Linked DNA regions of Homo sapiens: regions 2 and 3 are each linked to region 1. A link is a contact called in ENCODE Hi-C or POLR2A ChIA-PET data. All regions are on one chromosome and are shown on one strand. The core of a region is the stretch at or near the end of the contact, and the rest is flanking DNA. Distances in the headings are between cores, read along the strand shown.

What was found. A loop is a pair of places that touch in the nucleus more often than their neighbours do. ChIA-PET counts read pairs that join two places held with the same protein, here RNA polymerase II (POLR2A). Pooled maps may share reads with other maps.
Region 2: a loop to region 1 is called in a pooled map, with 4 times the contacts of the local background. The contact joins two enhancer-like sites. A Hi-C loop is called at or near these places in 1 of 37 single-sample maps with no recorded cell type and 3 of 50 pooled maps. POLR2A ChIA-PET finds 5 or more read pairs at or near these places in 3 of 52 experiments (H1, MCF 10A and activated CD4-positive, alpha-beta memory T cell).
Region 3: a map of A673 shows a loop between it and region 1 (11-fold over the local background). The contact joins two enhancer-like sites. A Hi-C loop is called at or near these places in 1 of 168 maps with a recorded cell type or tissue (A673) and 1 of 50 pooled maps. POLR2A ChIA-PET finds 5 or more read pairs at or near these places in 1 of 52 experiments (A673).

What each region holds. Positions count from the first base shown.
Region 1 is chr2:65,637,062-65,640,880 of GRCh38, reverse strand. No RefSeq gene overlaps it. Among named protein-coding and RNA genes, the nearest start is that of LINC03050, 37 kb to the right of the region's middle. Within about 2 kb of position 1,625, at least 2 of the 41 ENCODE cell types and tissues checked have a DNase peak (open chromatin) inside an H3K27ac peak, as active enhancers do; they include A673, where a contact is called at or near this core.
Region 2 is chr2:65,570,917-65,575,051 of GRCh38, reverse strand. No RefSeq gene overlaps it. Among named protein-coding and RNA genes, the nearest start is that of LINC03050, 29 kb to the left of the region's middle. Within about 2 kb of position 1,756, at least 2 of the 41 ENCODE cell types and tissues checked have a DNase peak (open chromatin) inside an H3K27ac peak, as active enhancers do.
Region 3 is chr2:65,744,915-65,748,895 of GRCh38, reverse strand. The region is part of intron 2 of LOC105369167 (a long non-coding RNA gene); the gene reads right to left. Among named protein-coding and RNA genes, the nearest start is that of LINC02934, 43 kb to the left of the region's middle. RefSeq lists a silencer at 1,327-1,621. Within about 2 kb of position 1,408, at least 6 of the 41 ENCODE cell types and tissues checked have a DNase peak (open chromatin) inside an H3K27ac peak, as active enhancers do; they include A673, where a contact is called at or near this core.

The DNA of each region.
Region 1 (3,819 bases), core at 376-2,875:
CTTTTATTTTCTTGGGATTGGCTTCTTTACACTACAGTAGCCTAACTCTCACACTCATACCATCTCAGAGAGACTTGGGATTCTTAAGAAAAATAAAACACTAATAATGCAGATTTGCCAACTTTAGTTTTCAGACCAAACAAGTACTAGAGACCGATTGCTGGCCTACTTCCGCCCCCTAGTGACGATAACGTATTTTTGCTTTTTGCAAAAGGGAGGCTGGGGAGCTCGGACCAGCGATTAAAGTGACTGCCCCGTCCTGTACCCACTTCAACGACCTGTTCCCCAAGATACCTCAGGCCCTCTAGCTACCCGTTCACCAGATACAAACAAGGGATATGATAAATTCATTCACATTTCGGTGGTTTCAATTTCAAGAAATTTGCTTCTCCCCAGACGGCGTGCATTTGCACAAAAACATTGAAGCAAGAAAGTAATGTTGTGTAACTCAAAAAAGTAAGTCACAGGCTGGGCGCGGTGGCTCACGCCTGTAATCCCAGCACTTTGGGAGGCCGAGGCGGGTGGATCACGAGGTCAAGAGATCGAGACCATCCTGGCCAACATGGTGAAACCCCGTCTCTACTAAAAATACAAAAAGTAGCTGGGCGTGGTGCCGCGTGCCTGTAGTCCCAGCTACTCAGGAGGCTGAGGCAGGATAATCGCTTGAATCCGGGAGGTGGAGGTTGCAGTGAGCCGAGATCGCGCCACTGCACTCCAGCCTGGCGACAGAGCAAGACTGCGTCTCAAAAAAAAAAAAAAAAAAAAGGTAAGTCACAAATGGTGGAAATTTAGGCTTAAAGAGAAGGTCTTTTCCCTGGATGTTTGAGTTTTTTGGCTTTTAGGTTTTTTTGGGGGGGGGCGGTTGGTTTTGCTTGGGGGAGAATTTTTGCTTGTTTTTTTGGAAAGATGTCCTTAAAAAGTCATACAATGCCTCCTTTTGGTAAATCACTGCCCCTGCTATATAATTAGTCAGAGGGGTGGAAATCAGCAGAAGACCTAAGAAAATGGTTCATTTCCCAGACTTCTCACCTTCAATCCCAACCACTCCTATCCCTGTATCCAGCTAGAAGGTGCAGCTCTGGGGTGGCCACCGCATCCAATGGGGCATTTCACCCTGCAGACACGGAGTGGGTGGAAACATGAGCGAGGAATGTTCTGGTCAGACTCCAACCCTCCCACAGCTGCTAACAGGACTCCCTGCTGCAGTTCCTCAGCAGGTCAGGGAGTTTTTCAGGCAGGTAGCCAATCTCTAAGATGGCTTTAGATCAGGGGAGGCAGGGTTGAGTAAAGGGAGGTAGACAAGGAGGCAGGATCTGGGGAGTTTTACAGAGGCTCCAGGCAATGTTTCTGAACTCTGGTTTGGGCTGGTCATTAATCAAGCCCCTCCCAATGTTTGAAATTAGCCACACAACCCCATCAGGAGTCATGCCAGAAGGACACCCCTCCTGCCAGTGCCGAAATCCAATCTAGACAGAACCATGAAGAAAATGGAAAGAATGCACAGAGAGTGAGGGCTCCTTCATATTGCCAGTTAAACTTGCTGAGAAACCACAGGAGCTCTTCAGCTTCCAATCCACCATCACCAACTCCCACGGACACGGCATCTCTGGGGCAGCTGGTGGAGCAGGGCTAGGGGCTGGGAGTCAAAGGTCTCCCTGTCAGGGCATAGTTTCAACTGTCTGTAGTAGTGCAATACAGAGAGAGTCTGGTGTCAGGCAGACCTGAGTTTGAATCCCAGCTCTGCTGTGGGCTCGCCGTGCAAGCTTTGACAGCTTCTATTCCATTCTTCAATCACCAGTGCAGAGGCTTATGCCCTCAGGGACGCCATCTCTGACTCCACAACTGGATCAGATCCCCTGTTTACAAATTTTGTGATCCCTTAAAATTTTCATTCATTACATATATCACTGTTTGTAATTTTATATTTTATATATTTGATGATTTGTCTACTTTATTTTTTTTCCTTCCTGCATCCTAAGCTCAGAGAAAGCCGGGACCCATCTCTTTCATTCACTGTTTTATCCCAGGGACTAGCACACAGAATACACTTGATAGAGATTTGAGAAATGAATGAATTACACTGAGTTTTTACTGTCTGTAAAATAGAATGGAGGTTTGTTGTGAAATTAATGAAAGACTACAAATGTTAAAAAAAAATCCTCCCTGTGTCTGACACAGAGTAGTTGCTCAAAAGGGGGTGGTTCCTTTGCCACTGTCTCTCTGGGGACACTCCATAGGAGAATAGCTGTCCCTGACCTCTGGAGGTGCCACTGAGCAGTGAAATTAGCCAAAACAGAAAACCAGGGACCTGAATAATCCACAAATTCCATCACAAGTCCCTGAATAATCAAAACTAGTTGGCACATTACAATTAATTGCCTCTCCTCTATAGATGTCCCTTGATGGCAGGAAAAGTTATCTCCAGCTTCACTTTCTTTTCCATCCCAGATAGAGAGTAGCCAGAGGGACTGTAAATCCATTCCTAACATTTTCAGTTGTTTGAGTTATGTTCTACCAGAATTAAGAAGGTGACTTTAAAAACATGAAGGAGAAATAAAGGTTGCACTTCCCAGAGCAGAGTACAGGTGGAAAATGGAACTGAACTTTTAATATGAGGCTGCAGTGGAGGAGAGAGTACTAAGAATATTTTTATAGAATACTTGCATTATGGGTAATTTTTTTAAATCCAAGATTCAACTTGCATGACACTGAGGCATAAGTCTACCACTTAATGACATTTATAACTCTGTAACAATACATTTTGTATAAATTACTGCTGAGGCTTAACATTTCTGATTATGATATATAGAATGAAGTGATGTCATAAAGGCGAAGTTTGTAAGTTACGATCTGTCCTGTTGCTTTAAATAAGAGGATTTCGGAGACAATTGCCTTGATGAATATAAACTCAAATGAACCTTGAATCTCTTCAATTATTCTTATTTAGAATTCATTTTCCTTTGAACTTTCATTTAACTCAAAGCACAATGGTTCCATTATAAATCAAATGCAAGCTTGTCTTTCCTGCAATAACAAGTATGCTTTAAATAATGAAGCAACACCTATGATCATAAAAGATAATGTTTCAATGCACCAAAATACAGAAGGTAAAGAGATTTATTATCCTGGTTCAGTGACAAGAAGTTGAATATTTTTGTAGCAACAGACATCTCTATTCCAGACAACCTTTTTGTTTGACTTTTTTGTGTATTTCCTTTCCCAGAAGACTGGGCTGCCTTATTACCAATGACAGAAATCCAGGATTCAACATGCAATGCTTTTGGTGGCCAAGAAGCTTAAATCTCTCCTTGCTTAGTTTCCCCAAGAGGCTAATGGGGATGAAATCTCTCAACTTCCCTGGGCCTCTTTTCTACTATGAAAGGGCTGGGTTAAATCATCCTAAATTCATCCCAAGCTCTAAAGACTATGACTCTGTATGCCTTTCCTTTTGCACAGAATTATGGAGAGGAACAACCAAGTTAATGGAAGTAAACATACTTTAAAAGGCATAAAAGTGCTATACATAGCACTTGATGGTTTTCACTCTGCATTTTGTAAATACCTTTACACATCCATTATGTGAACTATGCTATCCAAACTATGCTAGAAAAACCCTGGAACATCTCCAAGTCATTACAGATAAAGGAGTATTATAAACAAGATCTTCTAGAGTTCCCATAATAAATTCTCTTGAAGGAGATCTAAATCCCGCATAATAGGTCAAGTAGCCAAACCACCCCAAACAAGAGCCCGCTTCCCCGTGGAAAATCTCATCAGCAGACAGGACACAGAACTAAACAGGTAGCCTGAGCAGCTGGA
Region 2 (4,135 bases), core at 507-3,006, 66 kb after region 1:
CCATTCTAACACCTCTCACATTAGTATATAAAAAGACTTACTGCGGGAAAAAGTGTGCATCACAAATGAGCAAAGTCATGGAGTATCCGCAAGTCATGTGGGGAAGATGGACTCTCAGGGTTAAGAAAAGAATAGAAAGTTCAATACTCACTATGCACCATACGCAGAAAATTTAATCCCAGTTATTTTAGGCCATAAAATATAAAAAAGAAGTAGTTTTAAAACTAGAAATGTTGTAAGTGTGTATTTCACTGGTTTTGTAATAATATAGAACTTTCTAAGCCTCAAGACAATGGGGAGAAAAGCACAGAAGAAAAGCTAATAGTTTAACATTTCTTTTTAACTAGAACACTTAGTAGACATTGAGAACCTGCTGCTATATTGAAACTCAGAAAATCCTCTCCTAGGATCAGAGGCATAAAGATGCCAAGAAGTCAACCAAAGTTGTATGACAGACCAAGAAACGTCTGTTTCAGACATTTGGAATCCTATAAGATTCCATAAGTTACTTTCAATTGAACCAAATATAACATGTCCTAAACTTCACAGTGAGACTGCTGTTTCACATGACAGCCATATTCCAGATTAATGCAACCTGACAGCATGCTCTATTTTTCTTTTTCTTTTTCTTTTTCTTTTCTGAGACAGAGTTTTTAGCTCTTGTTGCCCAGGCTGGAGTGCAATGGCACGATCTCGGCTCACTACAACCTCTGCCTCCCGGGTTCAAGCGATTGTCCTGCCTCAGCCTCCTGAGTAGCTGGGATTATGGGCACCCACCACCACGCCCAACTAATTTTTGTATTTTTAGTAGAGACGGGGTTTAACCACATTGGCCAGGCTGGTCTCGAACTCCTGACCTCAGGTGATCCTCCCGCCCCGGCCTCCCAAAGTGCTGGGATTACAGGCGTGAGCCACCGGGCGCCTGGTCCCATGCTCTATTTTTCATTCATTCATTTCACAAAAGCTATTATGAGCCCAGACTGTGCAGCACTGTTCCAGGCTCTTGGCATCCAAAAGCTAACCAGACCGTGCTCCCTCCCTCATGTATTTTACCTTCTTTGGAGGCAGAGGGACAATAAATAAGTGCAGAAGTTAACAAACTTTTTCATATTGTGAGAAATGGCAACATAATATGAGCTCATATTTTTACAATCCAGAGTTGCTTTCATTAAGAATCTGTGCTTCTCAACCTTGGGTACACTTTGGACTAATGTAGAAAGCCCTTTTAAATACTGATGACTGGTTCCCATTCCCAGAGATTCTGGCATAATTGGCTAGGTAAAGCCTAGGCATTGGCCTTTTTTTTTTTTTTTTTTTTTTTTTTTTTTTTTTTTTTTTTGAGACAGCGTCTCCCTCTGTCACCCAGGCTGGAGTGCAGTGGCGCGATCCTGGCTCACTGCAACCTCCGCCTCCCTGGTTCAAGTGATTCTCCTGCCTCAGCCTCCCGAGCAGCTGGGATTACAGGCGCACGCCCGGCTAATTTTCTTTTTGTTTTTTGTTTGTTTTTTTTTAGTAGAGATGGGGTTTCACTGTGTTGCCCAGGCTAGTCTCGATCTCCTGAGCTCAGGCAATCCATCCGCCTCGGCCTCCCAAAGTGCTAGGATTACAGGCTTGAGCCACCGCGCAAGGCCTTTTGTTTTTTGTTTTGTTTTGTTTTTCCCATCCCCTCAAGTGATTCTAATGTACGGCCAGAAGAGAACTGAAAAGGGTATATAAAAGAAACTACCACTAGATGTCACTGTCCCCAAAGGTTTGAAGAGAAACAGTCCTCAAGTAGTCAATGGCTAAGTTCCCGCTAGATAAACAGACTTGATTTTGCCATATTTTGGATCCAAGCAAATGTCCAATACAAATATATATATATGTTCCTCAATTTATCTTTGGCCTGAATGAAGCAAGTCATACAAAACCCAAATGTGGCCGGGCGTGGTGGCTCACGCCTGTAATCCCAGCACTTTGGGAGGCCGAGGCGGGCGGATCACGAGGTCAGAAGATCCAGACCATCCTGGCTAACACGGTGAAACCCCGTCTCTACTAAAAATACAAAAAATTAGCCGGGCGTGGTGGCGGACGCGTGTAGTCCCAGCTACTCGGGAGGCTGAGGCAGGAGAATGGCATGAACCCGGGAGGCGGAGCTTGCAGTGAGCCAAGATCGCGCCACTGCACTCCAGCCTGGGCGACAGAGCAAGACTCCATCTCAAAAAGAAAAAAAAAAAAAAACCAAATGTATTAGTTTGCTGGGGCTGCCATAACAAACTTGGGGGCTTAACAGAAGCCCAAAGTGTTTTGTTGGAGAGTTATTTTCTCTTGAGGCCTCTCTTCTTGGTTTGCAAATGGCCATCTTTTTCTTTTCTCTTTTTTTTTTTTTTTTTTTTTTTTGAGACAGTGTCTTCTCTGTTGCCCAGACTGGAGTGCAGTGGCTGGATCTCAGCTCACTGCAACCTCCACCTCCTGGATTCAAGCAATTCTCCTACCTCAGCCTCCCGAGTAGCTGAGATTACAGGTGCACGCCACCATGCCTGGCTAATTTTTTGTATTGTTTTGTAGAGACAGGGTTTCACCACATTGCACAGGCTGGTCTTGAACTCCTGGGCTCAAGCAATCCTCTCACCTCGGCCTCTCAAAGTGCTGGGATTTCAGGTGTAAGCCACCATGCCCAGTCTTGCAGATAGCCACCTTTCCACTGTGTCCTCACATGGCTGTCCTTCAGCCCGTGTTGGCTGGGTCCTAATCCCCACTTCTTATAAAGATACCAGTAATACTGAATTAGGGCCCACCCTAAAGACTGTTTTAACTTAATGACTTCTTTAAAGGCCCTATCTCCAAATACAATCTACAGTCACATTCTGAAGTTCTGGGCCATTAAGGGCTTCAACATATGAATTTGCGGGGCGGGGCTGGGGGGAGGGCAGATACATTTTTCAAGAAATCACCAAGAAATCAAAAGCAAAACCAATCTACTTGATGAGTGGCAAATGAGTAGTTTCCCAGCCATCCACAATTCTAAAGATCTCTCACATAATAACTATGGAGCAAATTGGTTGCTTTAAAAAACAAAAAAGACTTTTAAAAATTATTTTTATTCTTTATTTCTTTAGTTTTTTTTAGCCAGGACATGTTCTTATATGAATTTTTTTTTTTTGCAAAAATCGTACTTCTTGGCCAGGCACGGTGCCTCACACCTGTAATCCTAGCACTTTGGGAGGCCAAGGCAGGCGGATCACCTGAGGTCAGGAGTTCGAGACCAGCCTGACCAACATGAAGAAACCTCGTCTCTATTAAAAATACAAAAATTAGCCGGGCGTGGTGGCGGGTGCCTGTAATCCTAGCTACTCAGGAGGCTGAGACAGGACAATCGCTTGAACCCAGGAGGCAGAGGTTGCAGTGAGCCAAGATCGCACCACTTTGCACACCAGCCTGGGTAAGAGAGTGAGACTCTGTCTCCAAAAAAAAAAAAAAAAAAAAAAAAGGCCTAATCCAAATAGGAAAAGAGGAAGAAAAACTCTCTCTCTTTGCAGACAATATGATTTTTTTCTTTTCTTTTCTTTTCTTTGCTTTTTTTAAGAGACAGAGTTTTACTTTTGTTGCCCAGGCTGTGCAATGGTGTGATCTCGGCTCACCGCAACCTCCGCCTCCCGGGTTCAAGCAATTCTCCTGCCTCGGCCTCCCAAGTAGCTGGGATTATAGGTGAGCACCGCCACGCCCGGCTAATATTTTTCTATTTTTAGTAGAGATGGAGTTTCACCATGTTGGCCAGGCTGGTCTTGAACTGCTAACCTTAGGTGATCCACCTGCCTCAGCCTTCCAAAGTGCTGGGATTACAGGCATGAGCCACTGCACCTGGCCCAGACAATTCGATTCTATACCTTGAAAACCCCATAGTCTCTGCCCAAAGGTTCATTGATCTGATAAACAATTTCAGCAAAGTTTCAGGATACAAAATTAATGTACAAAAATCAGTAGCACTTCTATACACCAATAGCATCCAAGCTGAGAGCCAAATCAAGACTGCAATCCCATTCACAATAGCCACACACAAAAATAAGGTACCTAGGAATATAGCTAACCAGAGAGGTGAGAGATCTCTACAGGGAGAATTATAAAACACTGCTGAAAAAACTCAGAGATAACACAA
Region 3 (3,981 bases), core at 159-2,658, 110 kb before region 1:
AAGTTGCCTGGTGTGTGGCAAGAGAATCCTATAGCAGAAGCTGGGAAGTAGGCCACATAAAGCCAGTTTCCAGTAGAAGTTCCTGGCTAAGCCCCAGAGGGTCTACGGCAGCAAGAGGCAAAGCAGAGGATGCTAAACCTAGGGGCAGCCACACCCAGCTGACAATCACAAGACACACCAACCAAAGACACCTTGGTAGCTGAAGCTAACTCCCAAAGAGGAGACAAAATCAGCTGCACCTCAAAAAGAAGTCAACAGAAGCCAGAAGAGAAGGACAACACAAGCAGAAAACATCCCGCAGGGTGCAGTGGCTCATGCCTGTAATCCTGGCACTTTGGGAGGCCGAGGCAGGCAGATCATTTGAGGCCAGGGGTTCAAGACCAGACTGGCCAACATGCTGAAACCCTGTCTCTACTAAAAACACAAAAATTAGTCGGGCATGGTGGCACATGCCTGTAATCCCAGCTACTCTGGTGGCCGAGGCAGGAGATCCTTTGAACCAGGGAGGCGGAGGTTGCAGTGAGCTGAGATTGTGCCACCGCACTCCAGCCTGGGTGACAGAGTGAGACTCTGTCTCAAGATGAAAGAAAGAAAGAAAAGAAAAGAAAGGAAGGAAGGAAGGAAGGAAGGAAGGAAGGAAGGAAGGAAGGAAGGAAGGAAGGAAGAAAGAAAGAAAGAAAGAAAGAAAGAAAGAGAAAGAAAAGAAAGAAAGAAGGAAGGAAGGAAGGAAGGAAGGAAGGAAGGAAGGAAGGAAGGAAGGAAGGAAGGAAAGAAAGAAAGAAAGAAAACATCCTGCCCCAACCATGACAATGTTACGTAAGCCTTTTCCTGTGCCCAGATGTCACCCGGGGAGAAGGAGAAGAGGGGTTGAGAGAAGGAGAAAAGGCTTAAGCCTACAGAATCTGAGCTTGCCTGAAAAATATTGCTTCAAACCGGAATAGATCAATTTATTTAAACGGGCAAGTTTAACTTCTTTTGGGTTACTCTGTATAAACAGCAACCCCACAGCAAGATCATGTCAATTACTAAATAAATAAATAAATAAATAAATAAATAAAGTCTCCATTTTGGAGACTATGGATTCCATATTTACAAATCCCCAAACAGGCACTCTTGAGGTCATTTGCAGATATAAGCAGAACAGCAAAAACTTTGAGGACTATTTGAGTACGATGGGTATGATTCCAGAGGTCCCACCCTTCCTTCCTCCCTCCCCTGCCCTACACATATGCTTAAATCCGTTTTTTAACACCAGGAAGGAAAGACCCTCTTTTCCACCACCCCTCCAACCCCAGGCTGAGAGGAGAAAGGGAACACTGATGAATTAAGGCCAGGGGGAAGAGTAAGCAGACCCCCCACTGCTTGGGCTCTGACTGTCCTAGAAGCAGGGAAGTGGGTCAAAGGCTCTGGGCAGCATTCCTGCCTGTGCTAGCCAGCAGCAAAGCAAGGGGGAGTGGGACGGTCCTATTTCCTCTCACTGAGGCTTGCTCCTACGGAGGGTTTTCCAAACCCAGTGGCCAATTCTGTGAGTCCCATGATTTCAGATCAAACCAACACTCCCTATCTCCACAGGACCCACTTTCAGGCCTCCCTGCGTAACCACGTCATGTGCAGTGCCCACCTGAGAAGCATAGATTGGGACGTTAAGCCCCCCTCCCTGAGAGACACACAGCGCAGCGGGCAGGACAGAGGCATGTGGCTGCAGAGTTACAGTATTTCCCTGAAACTGGAACGAATTATCACTACTTGCTCCTCTGTCCTTCTTAGATCTGCAAAGTGTGGGTCAGAGTGACTTTCTTTTTATTGGCCTACCACATATTGAAACCATTCCTGCATGTTGATACTGAATATCTCGGCCAGATCCTTGTGAAAATGACTTACTGTGCAGCACAACAGAATGACTTTCTAAAGTTAAACGTCTTGGGATATTTTATCTTTTCAAGTACATACCAAATGCAATTAAGTTCAAACTATGGAATACAGTCTTTGCCAGTTTCCATTCTTGACACATATGTGTCTGGGTTTACAAGTTCAAAGACCTCTTAAAGGATCAAATCTCTAGCATTAATTTTCTCTTTGTGAGTGAAAAACAGTTCTGCATCCTTCTTTAAATCATCCACAAATAACTCTGTGGCATGAGGCTTCCACCCAAGCCATCTCTAATGTGGCCAGCAAAGGCGGAACCAGAACCCATGGCTGTCCCTCCCTCTCCAGCAGTCCACAGGGGGTACCACAATTGGTTGAAAAGTAAAAAAACTCAGTCACAGAGCTCCAAGCAAAGGATAAGTACGGCGGCCCTACGCCAAAAAACCAATCTGACTTACTGAGCTTTCGCTACACTGACCCAAATCACAGTGTGGTTCTAGCATTCATGGTGGTCTCCTTCCTCCTGCTCCTTCTGCTCTCCCCTGTCCAAGCTTTTTGTACTCAGCTGTCCTGATTCCAGAGACTTCCTCCATTACTCTTATGCCCCCACTTCCTGGATTCCTAAGCCCTCACACAACTCCTTCAGTTTCTCCTTACTTCTCTGAAGGCCACACCTCCTCTCTTCCTCTTCTTCCCTCTCCAACAAAAAGGCCTTTATCAATAGGATTTGGACGCCTAGCTGAGTGATACAACCTGATCGTGCTGGAGAAGCCCAGAAAACCTGTTGCAATTCTCCACCCCACCTCCAACCCGAGTTTATCTTTCAATACTGGTTTTCAAATTATAGTTGAGTCTCATGGATTCCATATTTACAAATCCACCAACTCACTAAACTTTATTTGTAATCCCCAAGTGGGCACTCTTGAGGTTACTTGCAGACATGGGCAGAACAGCAAAAAATTTAACCTGGCCCACGCACATATGCCCAGCTGAGGTTTGAACAAGACAATGCTCTACCTTCTTATTTCAGCTCTCATATTGTAAACAAATGTGCTTTTTGCACTCTATTTAGTACCACAGTTTGGTTTTTTTTTTTTTTTTTGCATTTTTGTGCTTTTCGTTAGTGATTTTGCTCTTTACAATGCCCCTCAAGGGTAGGGCTGAAGTTCTGCCCAGTGTTCCTAAGTTCAGGACGGCTCTGAGGTGCCTTATAGAGAACAGAAGTGTGTCAGATAAGTTTCACTCAGGCATGAGTTATAGTTCTGTTGACCATCATTCAATGTTAATGAATCAACAATATATATTAAATGTTTTTAAACAGAAACACACATAAAGCAAGGTTACGTATTGATCAGTTGACAAAATTGTGACCAGAGGCTAGCAGAAACCTAACCCTATATTTTGCCTAGGAGCAATAGCTCAGTATTTGCTATTTCAGTGTTCTTCTGACTTTATAGAACAAAACTACCATGAATAACAAGAATTGACAGTAAATCTAATGGAGAAATCAAATCAATAATTTCAACATTATGTAATTCTGAGGGGAAAAACACCCCCTTTCCTCTTCCACAGAAGTATAATTTTTGTAAATATAATTCAGAAATGTGTTTTCATCTATGGATGGAGTGGGTGCTTCTTCCCTCTCTGACGTTACCCTCAGGAGCATCCCAACTCCAGACTATCTCAGGTGTTCCTTCTCCTCCCTCACACAGGCTCCGGGTTCTCCTGTCTGGGGAGCTTCCACACCTGCCTCAATTCCTACAAGAATTCTACCAACCTCCCTCAATTCTTTCGTTCTTACCCTTCTGAAAGCCCTGCTCTAGCCATGAGGTACAATAGAGCAGATGGTGTTTATACCCATTTATGTTTCTGCCACTGTTGTCTTGAGGTATATTTCATCGGCCCCATCCCCTCCTTGGTTTGTGAGTTTTCTATTTCCTTCATGAGGCTCACAATGCCTGCTAGAGTGCTTTGTAATTTTGTGACTGCAAAATAAATTATGTGGATTACCCGGAGACGCTCACTGACTTCAAACTGTCCTGCTCGTGGTGCAATGCCTTCTATTATTTCATCATGCTTTAGGCACACTAAAACATCATCACTTGTGTTCTCTCT